Regions from separate parts of the Homo sapiens genome. Here region 2 is linked to region 1. A link is a loop called in an ENCODE intact Hi-C map of the cell type or tissue named here. Cell type or tissue: GM12878. All regions are shown on one strand. Region 1 overlaps COMMD1 (copper metabolism domain containing 1). Region 2 overlaps COMMD1 (copper metabolism domain containing 1).

What was found. Peaks named below come from ENCODE experiments on the same cell type or tissue, not always from the same donor. Only the 100,000 strongest peaks of a DNase experiment are listed, where the experiment ranks them.
Region 2: it touches region 1 in a loop (4-fold over the local background); 2 of 110 quality-filtered maps call a loop at or near these places.

Annotation. Positions count from the first base shown.
Region 1 is chr2:62,035,818-62,043,817 of GRCh38, forward strand. The region is part of intron 2 of COMMD1 (copper metabolism domain containing 1); the gene reads left to right. Among named protein-coding and RNA genes, the nearest start is that of COMMD1, 130 kb to the left of the region's middle. In GM12878, no CTCF peak of the experiment used is centred here; a DNase peak (open chromatin) is centred at 3,674; H3K4me3 peaks cover 597 bases; H3K27ac peaks cover 2,551 bases.
Region 2 is chr2:62,096,764-62,104,763 of GRCh38, forward strand. All of the region lies in intron 2 of COMMD1 (copper metabolism domain containing 1), which reads left to right. Among named protein-coding and RNA genes, the nearest start is that of B3GNT2, 95 kb to the right of the region's middle. RefSeq lists an enhancer at 2,698-2,987. In GM12878, no CTCF peak of the experiment used is centred here; a DNase peak (open chromatin) is centred at 3,168; H3K4me3 peaks cover 1,400 bases; H3K27ac peaks cover 2,382 bases.

The DNA of each region.
Region 1 (8,000 bases):
AGGTGGGCAGACCACCTGAGCCTCAGGGGTTCAAGACCAGCCTGGGCAACATGCTAAAACCCTGTCTCTAAAAAAAAATACAAAAAATTAGCCGTGTGTTGTGGCATGTGCCTGTAGTCCCAGCTACCCAGGAGGCTGAGGTGGGAGGATGTCTGGATCCTGGGAGGCGGAGGCTGCATTGAGTCAAGATTACTCCATTGTACTCCAGCCTGGGTGATAGAGTGAGACCCTGTCTCTCACACACACACACACACACACACACACACACACACAAAGTTAGGATGGTTTCTTAGAAAAAAGGTGTAGGGATTTTTTTCTTCTTGAGACAACAATGCTAAATTAATATGGAATCTTTTCAAGTTTAGTAAACAAAGATAAACCTTCTATTTGCTATGATTGGTTGGTAAAATGAGTATCTTTCACACTGACAAGTTACATAATAATACTTTAAATAGTGTTTTATGGACATTGTTTTATCATATCCTTACAATGATACTGTGAAATAAGTAGGGCAGCTGTTAAAATCCTTTTTAACAAATGAAAAGGCTTGAGAAAAAAATTACTTGCTTTTTAGCTCACATGAGTAATTTGTAACATAGGCAAGGAGAAAACAAACTTACATTCCAGTTTGCTGTTCTTTTTGAAGACCACATAGTCTTCGTAGTCTTTAAATTATTGTGTATTACAACTGCAGGATATGGTATTAGGTATAACAGCTAATGTATTGGATGGTATGTCTTTGGAAGTTAGAAAGAAGTGCAGCTGATAGTGGCTCCTCTGGAGCTGATGTAAGGGGCTTTGTTTTGTTTTGTTTGTTGTTGTTGTTTCCTGACCTTATATGATTTAAACTTTGACATCAGTTCTAATGTTCGTGATGCTTTGTAGACATAGCCTGTCATTGGTGGTTGTATACATAGACCATCCATCACTTCCACCTTGGTTTTATTCTGAATTTAAGATTTATTTTCAAAGATAAACTAAAATTTACTTTCTGTTTGGCCCCTAGGATTAGTAAACTTAACCTGCTTTTTGATTACTGCTCATACTCTTGTGGTAGGACTTTTTAAAATAATACTTTCTTCTTGTTGTTTTACGAGCCATTTGTAGATGAGTGATATATAGTGGTTTATTGGGGTGATTGGGGACAATGAGTTTTTGTTGTACCTTGCATTCAAGTATATTTACTTATGCCTATAAATCAGGTATTATCACCTCTCCTTTTTCAGATGTCAGTCCATCAACAGTGTATGCTCTTTACCATTTGCATTTCAAGAACCACTTGGAAACTTGGAAATAATCCTTTATTTTTGCTAGTCATGCCTCTGTCGTAATGTTCCAAGAGGCCTGGGCTGCTTTGGAGAGGCTTGTCTGGCTTTGCCTGCCCCCTGCCTCATTTAACTACAATAGAATAGCTCATAAGATGCTCTCTGCATAAGATTTTATTTGAAGGAAGGTATCTATATTTAACTTGGGAAACAAATAGCTTAGGTAGAATTATAAACGAGATGGTAATATTGCCAAATAAATGGGATACACCCTGCCCAGCTCCTTCCCATTCTGTCACACAGTGCATAGGAGCAGTTTTGTAATTAGTAAACTCTATGTGGCCATGATCTTTGGAATGGTATGTATGGGATATAACTTTTATTTCCATTAATATATATTTATGATTATGAAAGTCTTAGATATGGTAGCTGCGAGAGGTATCATTTTACTGGTTATTAGTCTTATTCATATTTGGATTAGAACTTTATGGATTTCCTTGGGCAATTAGGGAGATAACTTTTAATGGTTTACATTTTGCTCCTTGGAGTTATGATGTTACCCAGAAGTCTCAAAGCCCATCATGGGGGAGGGAGAAGCCAACTGAAATATACATGGCTCTGGCCCTAATAGCCATTTTAGTTGGAGGAGCTCCAGTTTTATCTGTTAAATTAGTGGGATTCTACAAAAAATTAGTTTGAAAGAAGATTCTGGGGGTAAAATAAAATTTGAAACCACTGGATTAGTAGAAAGATCTAGGAGTTAGAAGACTTATGTTCCAGTTTTGGCTGTCACATTAACTAGTTTTGTACTGTTAGATAAGTCACTTAACATATTTTTCTCAGTTTTTCACATATAAAACAGAACTAATTCGGTCTGCCTCACAGAGTTGTCCTTGGATAGTGGTCTTAAAAACTGGTGAATCAGTCTGGGCATGGTGGCTCACTCCTGTAATCCCAGCACTTTGAGAGGCCGAGATGGGAGGATCACCTGAGGTTAGGAGTTCAAGACCAGCCTGGCCAACATGGTGAAACCCCATCTCTACTAAAAATACAAAACTAGTCGGGCGTGGTGGCATGCACCTGTAATCCCAGCTACTTGGGAGGCTAAGGCAGGAGAATTGCTTGAATCCAGGAGGCGGAGGTTGCAGTCAGCCGAGATGGCGCCATTGCACTCCAGCCTGGGTGACGGAGTGAGACTCTGTCTCAAACAGCAACAGCAACAAACAACAACAACAACAAAAATAACCAAAAAACGATGAATCAAAATGTATTAAGTAATGAAGATATTGTTAATAATAGCAGCAATACTCCAATAACTGAGAAATTGAAAATGGCTTTGAATTTTGTTGTAGAATTTATCACAATAACGTATGGCTTTCTTTTTTCCAATTTTCTGTTATCTAGGCATGATTGTTTCTTTTTTAAATGTTTTATTTTTTGATATTTTATTTTTTATCATTTATTTATTTATTTATTTATTTTTGAGACGGAGTCTTGCTCTGTTGCCCAGGCTGGAGTACAGTGGCACGATCTTGGCTTATTGCAACCTCAGCCTCCTGGATTCAAGCAAATTCTCATGCCTCAGCTTCCCAAGTAGCTGGACTTACAGGCATACATCACCACGCCTGGCTAATTTTTGTATTGTTAGTAGAGCCGGGGTTTCACCATGTTGCCCAGGCTGATCTTGAACTCCTGACCTCAAGTGATTTGCCTGCCTTGGCTTCCCAAAGTGCTAAGATTACAGGTGTGAGGCATCACTCCTAGCCTGTTTCCTTATTTTTTTAATGTTAGATTTGTTGGCCACCTTCCTTAAAATTTCATTTCTAATGAAAGACAGTTTATGTATACTCATATACACAGCATATATAGTTGTGTGTATGTATTTTGAAAAACTTATATTGATTTTCTTTTACAGTTTCTAAGAACGTAAGTAGATAAATGAAGCTTAATTTGGAGAAAACTTTAACTTTCTCTGCCATTCCCAAGAGAAATCAAGCTCAGAATGCTTGCATTTATTTCCAGCCTTTGAAGGGCCAGAAAATTGTGCCTGAAAATTGGGTTAGCACATTTTCTGAATCTGACTGCTGTTAAGTTACTCTGTAGTTGGGTTGGATGCTATTTCCTGTCTTCTTTCCTTCAAGCAGAGAATATGCACTTCACATTTTTTAAGGAAACCATTCCTAGCTTGTATATTCATTTACATTCTACATCTTATGATTGCAAGGATACACATAAAGAGTAGGTCTTATTCAGAAAAGTCCTGGCAGTTGTCCCAGCCTTAAAGAGAACAAGCCTGTGCTCTTCCCTTTTACCTGATGGAATATCACTATGGCCTTTCTTTGAGGAGTTGATTAGCAAACTTGACTCAGAGAGGAAGTGAGAATAGCACATTGTGGTTAGGTGGTGCTGGCTGATTTTCTAGCTCTTGCACAGCATATGCCTCTTAAATATCAGGGGGAGTAAGCTGCTCTTGCATCATACCACCATGGTTGGATAGCCCAAGTTGCAATTTCAAGTATTGCTGGCCAGTTTCTGGTACGTAGTTATGGAAATATAGGAAAGCACAATTCTGTCTGACGAAGGAACATATATATCTGCTTGTGGAGTATTAAGTGTGAGATATGCCAGGTAGTATTTTCTATCTTTTGGAAGTTAAGAAAATTAAATACCTGAAAAGAAGTGTTCTTTTTTCTTATTTAAAGCTCTTTCTACTAAACACAAATATCCTTAGAACCAAGAATTCCATAGGAACTATGAAACCTAACTGGTCAAGTATTTTCTGGCATAGTAACATGTAGTTTTATTGCCCAAAGGCCCTCCTGGGAAAAATTTATATAGCTAGCAATCCCTTTGATAATCATACCAATAGCCATTTGTTAAGAGTACCGCTTAGCTGGGCACGGTGGCTTATGCCTGTAATCCCAGCACTTTGGGAGGCCAAGACTTGGGGGATTGCGTGAGGCCAGGAATTTGAGATTAGCCTAGTCAACATAGAGACCCTGTCTACAAAAATTACAATAATTAGCTGGGCATGGTGGCATGTACCTGTAGTCCCAGCTACTTGGGAGGCTGAGGTGGGAGGATTACTTGAGCCTAGGGAGTTGAGGCTGTAGTTGGCCATGATTGCATCACTGGCACTCCAGCCTACGTGACAGAGTGAGACTCTGTCTCAAAAAATAAAAATAGAAAAAGTACCTATTATATGCCAGTTCTTAAAAAATGTATTTTAAGGTAAATAAATGAAGACAAAGGTCATACAAGTTAGTAGCAGGGCCAGAGGGTTGAGTACAATTCTCCCTGGTGTAAAACTCATTTTCTTTCCCTATGTTCTCAGTGAAAAATCATTTATAAAATATATCTTTTACTTTTCAGAGTATAGTTTCTCTTGAAAACAATTTATGTGAAGTGAAACCTACTTGTATTTTTCATGGTGAAATTAGACATAATATCCCTAAAAATGAAAACCCAAAAGACAAAATATTTCAGGAAGAAAATTAAGGTTGGAGTTCTTGGAATTATATATCACCAAGATCAATTTGCCTTGCTTGAGGATTTTAGTATACACCTGTCAGTTTACTTTTTGGTTGTGTCATAGTCTTTAGTACAGGAATTTTTCTTTGCCCCCTTCCCCCCTCCCTTTTATTTTTGGAGACAGTCTTGCTCTGTCACCCAAGCTAGAGTGCAGTGGCGCGATCTCGACTCACTGCAACTTCTGCCTCCTGGGTTCAAGCAGTTCTCGTGCTTCAGCCTCTTGAGTAGCTGGGATTATAGGTGTGCACCACCACACCTGGCTAGTTTTTGTACTTTTAGTAGAGATGGGGTTTTGCCATGTTGGCCAGGCTGGTCTCAAACTCCTGGCCTCAAGTGGCCTGCCCACCTTGCCTCCCAAAGTGCTGGGATTACAGACATGAGCCACTGTGCCTGGCCTTTTTCTTGCCCATTGGTCACTGTTTTCCTCTTCACACTGCTGTACTCTACCCCCAGAACATTACGAGGATCTTATCAGTCCATGCCACCAGAAACTTTGCTCTTCCTCTAGATATTCATGACTTATACAGGAATGCAATATTACATTTAGTCAGTAGATGCCATCATCTAACATATAATATGTTTCAGACTGGAACTTCTTTAATTCGTGGCTTTAGTTTATTTTAAATTAATCCATTTCTACTCTCTAGATTAAAAATCATGAATCTCTTGATTTGTTAATAATGAAAACTACTTGTGGTTTTTTTTTCGCTCAATAAATTACATTTGTAAAGTTGATGTGTGTTTTCTTTTGCCAGTTTTATTAATAGAAAAGTAATCATTGAGCTGTTTTTATGCATTTTGTTAGTATTTTGAGATAGGGTCTCACTCTGTCACCACGTTGGAGTACAGTGGTGCTATCATAGCTCACTGCAGCCTTGACCTTCCAGGCCCAAGCAATCCTCCTACCTTAGCCTCCCAAGTAGCTGGGCAAACTTGGCCAATTCTTTCTGTGTTTTGTGTGGAGATGAGGTTTCACCATGTTGCCCAAGCTGGTCTTGAGCTCCTGAGCTCAAGCCATCTGCCTCCCTGTCCTCCCAAAGTGCTAGTGTGTCCGGAATTGGTGGGTTCTTGGTCTCGCTGACTTCAAGAATGAAGCCGCGGACCCTCACGGGTGAGTGTTACAGTTCTTAAAGATGGTGTGTCTGGAGTTCGTTCCTTCAGATGTTCAGATGTGTCCGGAGTTTCTTCCTTCCGGTGGGTTCGTGGTCTCGCTGGCTTCAGGAGTCAAGCTGCAGACTTTTGCTGTGAGTGTTGCAGCTCATAAAGGCGATGCAGACCCAAAGAGTGAGCAGCAGCAAGATTTATTGTGAAGAGTGAAAGAACTAAGCTTCCACACTGTGGAAGAGGACCTCAGCGGCTTGCCGCTGCTGGCTCTGGTGGCCTGCTTTTTATTCCCTTATCTGGCCCCACCCACATCCTACTGATTGGCCCATTTTACAGAGAGCTGATTGGTCCATTTTACAGAGCACCGATTGGTCCATTTTACAGAGAGCTGATTGGTCTGTTTGACAGAGCGCTGATTGGTGCATTTGCAAACCTTTAGCTAGACACACAGCGCTGATTGGTGCACTTACAATCCCTTAGCTAGACACAAAAGTTCTCCAAGTCCCCTACCCGATTAGCTAGACACAGAGTGCTGATTGGTGCATTTACAAACCTTTAGCTAGACACAGAGTGCTGATTGGTGCGTTTGCAAACCTTTTGCTAGACACTGAGTACTGATTGGTGCATTTACAATTCTTTAGCTAGACAGAAAAGTTCTCCAAGTCCCTACCCAACCCAGAAGCCCAGCCGGCTTTACCTCTCAATGGCACTCTCCGGGGGACTTTGTGGCACCTAGCCTGGGCACTCCGGCAACCCAGAAGGAGCTTGTGCCCCGATCAAGCCCAGCAGGTGCTGGCGGGCCGTGCCGAGTGCAGGGCCCACTGAGCCCGTGCCCACCCGGAACCCGCGAGCGCCGAGCGCAGCCCCGGCTCCCGCCCGTGCCTCTCCCTCCACACCTCCCCGCGAGCAGGGGGAGCCGGCTCTGGCCTCAGCCAGCCCCGGCGACGGGCTGAAGGGCTCCTCGAGCGCAGCCAGAGCGGATGCCGAGGCTGAGGAGGTGCCGAGAGCGAATGAGGGCTGCTAGCAAGTTGTCAACTCTCACTAGGACTACAAGCATAAGCCACCACACACCCGGCCTCTTTTGTGCATTTTGTATGCTGCCATTGAGGTAATGGTGCCACTAGTAAAAGCAACCCTTTGATGTAGATGAGATAGTAGGTCAGTTACAGCCTTTGTCTCTGAAGGTATTTACAAGAAATTGAAATAACGTCTTTTATTTTTAAGGCCAAACAATACTTCAAACCTATTTTTTCTGTGACGTTTTAAACAGTTGAGAAGATTGTCTAGTATCCACTAACTTTGGACTAAGGAACTCTGAGTCTACAGTCTTTCACCCGCTAAATACACATTGTTTTATTCAAAGATGCCAAGTCCTATCATCATCTTGAGATTTGTCCATGAGTCAGACTTTGGAAATACCAGCTAAGCCAGTGACACTGGATATAGCTTCAGGCAAAGGGAATAGCTTGTACCTTGGCCAGGTGGAGATTAAACAAGAACAGCAGTTACTATTCACTGAAGATACTTCTACTTAACTAATGGCTAGGGAGTCTAGGGGTGTCTCTTTAAAATATCAGACTTGAGTTCATTGCTATTTCATATTTCTTTGTTAGCTGCCCTTCCTTCAGTTCTTTACATTTTTATTTTTTAGGACTAAACCTTGTTGGGAGTCATTTTTCAGTCTCATAAGGAAGAAGGAAAAGTCTTTAAATTTTTGTTGTTGTTGTTACAGGTATGAGCCACCAAGCCCAGCCAGGTCTTATTCCTTTTTGCATCACAGGTGCTTATGACAGTATTAGGCTTAGTGGTGCCATACATAAACTTGTCGCATTAATGGACAAACTGAGGATCAGGTGTTAGGAGAGGCAACTAATTCTGGGTAAGGATTTGCCTAACTGATTCTCTCCAGAATATTAGTTCCCTAAACTAATAACTCTCCTCTAAAATCTTGCTAACTACCTTGACTAAGTACAGATTGAAAGAAGAATATTAATGATGAATATGAAGAAAGTTAGCTGTTCTGAGAGAGGATCTTGTATAAATTTACAAGATCAGTGGTAATTTGCTTTTTGGTAACCATGAGAACATTAAGCCATTTGT
Region 2 (8,000 bases), 61 kb after region 1:
TTGTAATTTATCTTTTGACACTTTGTGTCCCCTAAAACGAAGCCATTGTAATAGGTGGACAGTGTCTTCTCTGCATTTTGGTAGGGAGGATAAGCACAACAATAAATCACATACTGAATTAGAGTAGATTCATTTGGAAATTCAATGTCATCTAAATCTGGCTTTAGTATTTGAGAAAAATAAGTAGGACTTTCTGAGTAGCCCTGGGGTAAGACTGTCCACATGTATTGGTGATTTGCCCAAGTGAAAGCAAAAAGATACTGGCTATTTTGCTCCACAGGTATACTGAAGAATGCACTACATAAATCAGTAACAGAGAAGTGGCTGGCAGTGATAGGAATATTGGACAGTAAGGTGTGGGGGTTAGGAACAACAGGGTGTCTAGGAATTATTATTTTATTTATAGCTCTTAGGTCTTGAACAAGTCTCCAGCTTGTCCCATTTGGCTTTTTAACTGGGATAATTGGTGTATTCCAAGGGCTGGTGCAGGGTATTATAAGTCCTTTGTCTAAATCGTCCTGAATGACTGATTTGATTCCTAGTAAGGCTTCAGGTCTTCGGGGCTATTGCCTTACGTTTGGCAGGGGTTTGGATTTACTTAGGGTTGGCTCTATAGGGACTGCTGACTGAATTCTACCAGTATCTGTGGAAGAGTTTGCCCATAGGGAGTCTGGTACCTTAGGTAAGAAAGGCTCTAATTCTTCCTGTCCAGAATCTTGATTAACTTTCACAAGCATAATGTACATGTGGGCTTTTGTAAGTCTGCATCTCCCAAGTTGAGAATCATTTCTCCCTTCTGTGAAAATGAGATGTGAGCATTATGGGTCTCTAGGAAATCCTGTTGTAGTAGGTGTATGGGGGTACTATCTACTATAAGAAAAAGGTGATGCCTCACTAGTCCTCCTAATTAAAATTGAAAGGGATTTGATTTAAAGGCTATAATAAGAGAGTTTGAAACCCCTACCATTTGGACTTTTTCTTTACTCCAAGGGAGAGGGTTTTTAATCTAGGTAGGGATGAGGACCGACAGTATAGCGCTGGTGTCGACAAAGGCTCTGGTATTTTCCCCATTTATGGCTATTTCTACTTCTCCTAAAGCATTAGTTAGAAGTAGGGGGGAAACCCTCTCTGTTCCCTCAGAGCATCCCTATTCTGGTTTTTGAGTTGTTCTGGTGCCTTCCTCTGGGGCCCTTTGCCCCCTTTGTGCAAGCACCCGTTTAAGTTTTTTGCATTCTTTTTTTAAAATATTCTTTCTTTTTGCAATAGTGGCAAATTGCTTCCTCTTGGGGTCGCTTAGATCTCTGGGGACCATGGGACCCTTGCAAACTCCCAACTTGGTTTCTAAGTTGTTTTAGTTGTAAACTCATAATTTTAGAGACTGTTTCCTTTCCTTTCTTTCTTTTTTTTTTTTTTTTTTGAGACAGAGTCTCTTGCCTAGGCTGGAGTGCAATGGCGCGATCTTGGCTCACTGCAACTTCTGCCTTCTGGGTTCAAGCAAGATTCTCCTGCCTCAGCCTCCCGAGTAGCTGGGATTACAGGCATGCGCCACCACACCCAGCTAATTTTTTATTTTTAGTAGAGACAGGGTTTCACCATATTGGCCTCCCAAAATGCTGGGATTACAGGTGTGAGCCACCGTGCCTGGCCTCCTTTTCTTTCTTAATGATTGTGACAGCTAGGTCAGCTAGGGTTGATGTCAGCTAGGGTTGACTAAGTGACTGGTGGGCAAGGAAGCCCAAGCCACATTATTCCTCTTTATTAGGGTTGCTAACTCCTTATCTAAACCTTGCATAAACCCAGAATTTAGTAAGATGTCACTTACTTTCCCCAAGGGTATTCCTGAAAACTGTTTGAATGTCTTTTCAAACCTGATATAAAAGTCAGGCACAATTTTGTTTGGGCGTATTTTACATTGTTTCACCTTTGCCCAATCTGTAACCGTGGAGAATATCTGTGGTACAGTTTCACAGAGGCGATTGCAGAGCTCTCCATTTCTGTCTTCCAGCTGCATCTATTTTGTCAAAATCTTCTAAAGGCTGTTTCCAATCTGCTACTCTAAATCATTCTTCAGCTTTGTTCTGGGGACCAGTAACTCAATCAGCTGACACATGTCAGAGAACCCTGGATCATAAGTCTTAAGTGTTAATTGGAATTCCTTAGCAAACTTAAAGGGATCTTCAGTCGGACTGGGGAATCCAGGTACCAGGGCCTTTAACTCTGATTTGGTCCAGGGGCTATACATTATGTTAGGATCCCCTCTGCCTGTAGGTTTTACCCTAAAAGGAGCAACTACTCTATTATTTTATCCAGCTATTTCTGGTCCCCCTGTGGCTTGAGGCAAGGGAGTAGGGGAGGGAGAAGGAAAAATGAAATTGTCTGGACAAGGAAGTTCAGAGAGAGCAGAGGGTCAGGAGGAGCAGAAGGGGAGACAGTTTCTGGAGCCTTCCTGATTTTAGAAGTGGCGAGACAGTTTCAAAATTTTTTTTAACTTCCTAAAGAGAGGCAAGCTTATCGTTTCCTCTTTTTGATGATTCTAGATGCCACCTAAGTACGATTCCCATTCATTTTCTTTGATTCGGGAGCCTCAGTTTTCTAATCTAGCACACAAGAAAACCAATTTAGGGACATCAAAAGTTCCCCATTTTGGAAACCTTAGACCTAGGTCATCTTTAGTAAGATCTTCCTATTTACATAAATACTCGCAAGTCAAGGCACCATAATTATTAAACATAAACCCAGCTGTGGTGCCCACTGGGGACCGCTCTCCTTGCCTTTCCTCTCTTTTGGAGGGTTTATTTGCTATCTCTCTCTTTTTTTTTTTTTTAAGAGCAATTGACCTGTGGCCTAAGGCTTTTGTGTGGTGGATCAATATGTGCTGCTTGTGGGCAGCACTTTACAGTGTTTCAACACTGAGTCGTTTCTACCCTCTTACGTGTCTCAGTTTCTCTCTTCAGAGGTCTGTCACCTCTGAGAGGGCTCAAAACACCAGGCGACCAGCCCTTATATGCGTTTCCTGGACAAGCCTTCTTAATATTTGTTGGGGAGTTTCCTGTAGGGCCGCTGCATGTTGCGGAGAGTCAACCTCCCAGACACTCCCACGAGGCCCCTGGTCACCCAGGGGCGCCTTCCAGCTGGGAGGAGCAAAATGCCCTTTCTCTTCAAAGCTGAGGAACTCACTCTCTCATTTGCTTATGAAAAATAATAGTTCAGTTCCTCACGCAAAGTGCACACAGACAAGCCAATTGAGATTAATTTTGAGAGAAAAGGCAATGGAGAATGACTGTTTTGAATACACCTCTGAAACCAAAATTAAGATTTTAACCAACTTCCTAGGAGAAAAGAGAGAGAGAGAAAAAAAAAACAGCTCAGAATAAATCAAGGACCATCAACCAAAATGGGAGGTCCAGGACTCAGGAGGACTTACCAGTTTCACCAGAGGAGAAGCTAGAACTTGGTGAGGTTTCACTGGGCCCCTGCTAGTACCTTAGCTAGGGTTTTAGGCAACTCCTTCAGGGTCCTGAGTCTTCTCTGTGGCCCCACGTGTTTGGGCACCAGATTATTGTTGAAGAGTCAAACACTGTAAAATATTTGAAGAGATTTATTCTGAGCCAAATATGAGTGACCGTGGCCCGTGGCACAGCCCTCGGGAGGTCCTGAGAACATGTGCCCAAGGTGATCAGGGCACAGCTTGGTTTTATACATTTTAGGGAGGTATGAGACTTCGATCAAATACATTTAAGAAATACATTGGTTTGGTTCAGAAAGGCAGGACAACTCAAAGGCAGGAGGCGGGGAAGGGGACAGTAGGGGCAGGGAGGTACTTCCAGGCTATAGGTAAATTTAAACATTTTCTGGTGACAATTGGTTGAGTTTATCTAAGGACCTAGGATCCACAGAAAGGAAATGTCCAGGTTAAGGTAAAAGATTGTGGAGACCAAGGTTCTTTTGAAGTCTTATAGTAGCTGCCCTCAGAGACAATAGATGAAAAATATTTCCTATTCGGATCTTTAAAAGGTACTAGACTTTAGCTAATCTCTTCAGGATTGGGAGGACCTGGAAGAAAAAGATCTAGCTATGTTAATAGAGATTCTTTACAGATGCAGGTTTTCACCCTACAAAGGATGGCTTTGCAGGGACATTTTCAAGATATGGCAGAGAAACATGTTTTGGGATTAAATATTTTGATTTTTTTGCCTGTCTTATAATGTTATGCCAGAGTCTGATTGGAAAGTAAGTCATGACATATAGGGTTAAATAAAACCCATCTGATGAGAATTTATGGTTTGTAGGACATGACTCCCCAGATCTCTTAGATAGGAATTTGGGCAAGATTTAAAAAAAAAAAAAATGAGAGCTTAGTCCTCAATGGCTTTTCTGGGCTTTTATTCACAACACCTCTGACACCAAAAGTATAGGTTTTTTCTCCCCTGCATGCCAACCAATTCTCTGATTCTCTGAATACCAACTGGATGTTCTACAATTAAATTCTGATACTACCCAGAGTTAGTGGAGACCCCACAGGTCTTAACCCCATTTTGGATGCCAGTCAAAAGTATTGAGTCCCTGCCAGGCATGGTGGCTCACACCTGTAATCCTAGCACTTTGGAAGGCCGAGATGGGAGGATCACTTCAGCCCAAAAGTCAAGACCAGCCTGGGCAACATAGCAAGACCCCATCTCTACAAAAAATTTAAAAAATTAGCTGGGCATAGTGGCAGACACCTGTAGTTCTAGCTATTCAGGAGGCTGAGACAGGAGAATCACTTGAGCTCAGAATGTCTAGGCTGCAGTGATCCCTGATTGCACCACTGCACTCCACCCTGGGTGACAGAACAAGACCCTGTCTCTCTCTCTCTCTATATATATATATATGGTCCCCAGGTTACCCACACTTATATCTAGCTACAAATTGGGTAGTCTCATGATCCCTACCCCCCAGTTCAATAATATGCTAGAATGGCTCATGAAGTAAAGTTCTTTACTTACCAAGGTATGGAGGAGGAACTCCAAAAGCTTCCATGCCCTCTCCAGGTACACCACCCTTTCAGCACCTCAGTGTGCTCGTCACCTTGGTAGCTCTCTAAACACTGTTGTTTGGGGTTTTTATGGTGTCTGTCTCATGTAGGCACCATTGATTAAATCATTGGCCATTGGTGATTAACTTAATCTCCATCTCCTCTCCTCTCCCTGAAGGTCAGCCTATAGTACTGAAATTTCTAACACTCAAATCATGCTTTGGTCTTTCTGACTACCAGCCCCATCTTGAAGCTATCTAGGGGCCCCCAGCCACCACTCATCTCATTAGCGTACAAAAGACACTCTTATCATGAGATTCCAAGGATTTTAGGAGCTGTGTGTGAGAAACCATAAACAAAGACCATACATATTTCCTATTGTATCACAGCTTCCCATCACCTGAAGTATGAAGTCCTAATGCCTTATGACATCTCACGTTGACTATAAATCACCTGGACTCCTCTTCCATGAGACTAGACTTAAATTTATATAAACACCCTCTGTACTATTTTTGTACTTTTGATATTCCCTCTGCTTCAAAATATTCCTATATTTCTTATGAAAATCCTAGTACAGATGCCATTTCCTTCATGAAACTCTTAATTCCTCCTGTCAGACTTAATACGCACTCAAATACCTGAACTAAACATTTTCTCTTTTTTCTGTGTCACTTGGACTGTCTGAATTAAACCTTTTCTATTATATCTTTGACCTTTTACTTCAAATTGTAGTTCATTGTGTATTGCTGGGTCTCAGAAAACAATACCCCAAAATGAAAGCTTCAAAAGCAGAAGTTTTTCTGACCTTCTGCCCCCTGCTCTCCTGTCTCTCAGTCTCATTCTCCCCTAAGGCTAACCATAGCAACTAGAATCCCTCTTCCCCAAGGCAGGTCATAGAAACCAGAACTCCTTGTCCCCAAAGCCAGGCATAAAACCTAAGAGTATTACTCTAACATTCCCTCTGCCTTTGTGTGTAAAAACTGGCCATAAAGAAATTATCTGACCTCCCTTATTTGACTGTAGGCCATAACACCCTGGTTCCACAGAGGGTCCTGTCCCACACCCAGAAGGAAGGAATGCATGCTCAGAGAGGCCAAGAAGAGTTTAGACAGACAGGCCTTGCTGGGTTTCTCCACTTAGTCTATTAGCTTTAGATTCTTTGGTGTTAGACCCTTTTTATCCAATCATATTTCTTTTTCTTTCTTTTTTTTTTTTTTTTGAGACGGAGGCTCGCTCTGTTGCCCAGGCTGGAGTGCAGTGGCGCGATCTCCGCTCACTGCAAGCTGCGCCTCCTGGGTTCAGGCCATTCTCCTGCCTCAGCCTCCAGAGAAGCTGGGACTACAGGTGCCTGCAACCACGCCTGGCTAATTTTTTGTATTTTTAGTAGAGACGGAGTTTCACCATGTTAGCCAGAACGATCTCGATCTCCTGACCTCGTGATCCGCCTGCCGGCCTCCCAAAGTGCTGGGATTACAGGCATGAGCCACTGCGCCCGGCCTCCAATCGTATTTCTATACCTCTTCCATAGTTTGTTGAACCTACACACAAAAATGGAAAATTTCCCCTGTATCTTTGGTTCTCCATTGTAAAGGCTTCTGTGAATACAGGTTAAATAGATTTGTCTGCCTTTTCTTCTATTAATCTGCCCCATGTCAGTGATTTTTTTCAGTGAACTTTCAGAGGGCCCTTGGCCCCTACAGTATGTGGCCCCTACAGTATGTACATCTCTTCCACACTATCATGAGTTTATTTTAGGTGTAGACCGTATATAGAACACAGGCACAATTTTATAACTTAGCATGTAGTCATCTTTGCTTTCAACTTTTAGTTAAATTTTATAATTCACTGGGCAGACCAATTGAGCATTTTCAAAAATTGCTCAGTTCATCTTTATACTACCCCTAAAAAATGACTAGAATAATTTTGCTTCACAGATCATAAAAGCACAGGAAAAAGTTGCTTCTTTATACATGTTTCCTGAAATCAGCAATGTAAACAGAAATGGAACCTTATATCATCTATAGTAAATTATTCTCAATAATTAGAACTGTAATGTGTGCCGTCAGTATTTTTTTTTTTCCAAGACAGGGTCTGGCTCTCTCACCCACGCTGGAGTGCAGTGGCATGATCTCGGCTTACTGCGACCTCTGCCTCCCAGGTTTAAGTGATTCTCCCACCTCAGCCTCCCAAGTAGCTGGGACTGCACACACATGCCACCACACTCGGCTAATATTTGTATTTTTTGTATAGTCAGGGTCTCACTTTGTTGCCCAGGCTGGTCTTGTACTCCTAAGCTCGAGGGATCCACTCGCTTCAGCCTCCCAAAGTGCTAAGATTACAGGCATGAGCCACTGCCCAGCCCATTAGAATTCTTTTTGATGAAGCTTGTTATAGGATAGTAATATGGGTTAGCAATATTCACTGCATCCCTTAGGCTGGGCACAGTGGCTTACGCTTATAATCCCAACACTTTGGGAGACCAAGGCAGAGGATCACTTGAGGCCAGGAGCTCACAGTGAGCCTGGGCAACATAGTGAGACCCCATCTCTACAAAAAGTTTAGAAGAAAACAACAGGCCAGGCGCAGTGGCTCACGCCTGTAATCCCAGCACTTTGGGAGGCGGAGGTGGGCAGATCACCTGAGGTCAGGAGTTCAAGACCAGCCTGACCAACATGGTAAAACCCCATCTCTAATAAAAATGCAAAAATTAGCTGGGCGTGGTGATGGGCACCTGTAATCCCAGCTACTCGGGAAGCTGAGGCAGGAGAATCACTTGAAGCCAGGAGGCAGAGGCAGCAGTGAGTCGAGATCGCGCCACTGTACTCCAGCCTGGGCAACAGAGTGAGACTCCGTCTCAAAAAAAAAAAAAAAAAAAAACAATAACAACAACAAACACATCCCTTACTTTGTTCCATTCTTATGTTCTTCCCACCAGCCAGTAAGTCATCATTTAGAAGTGCCTGTTATGTGCCAGGCACAATGCTAG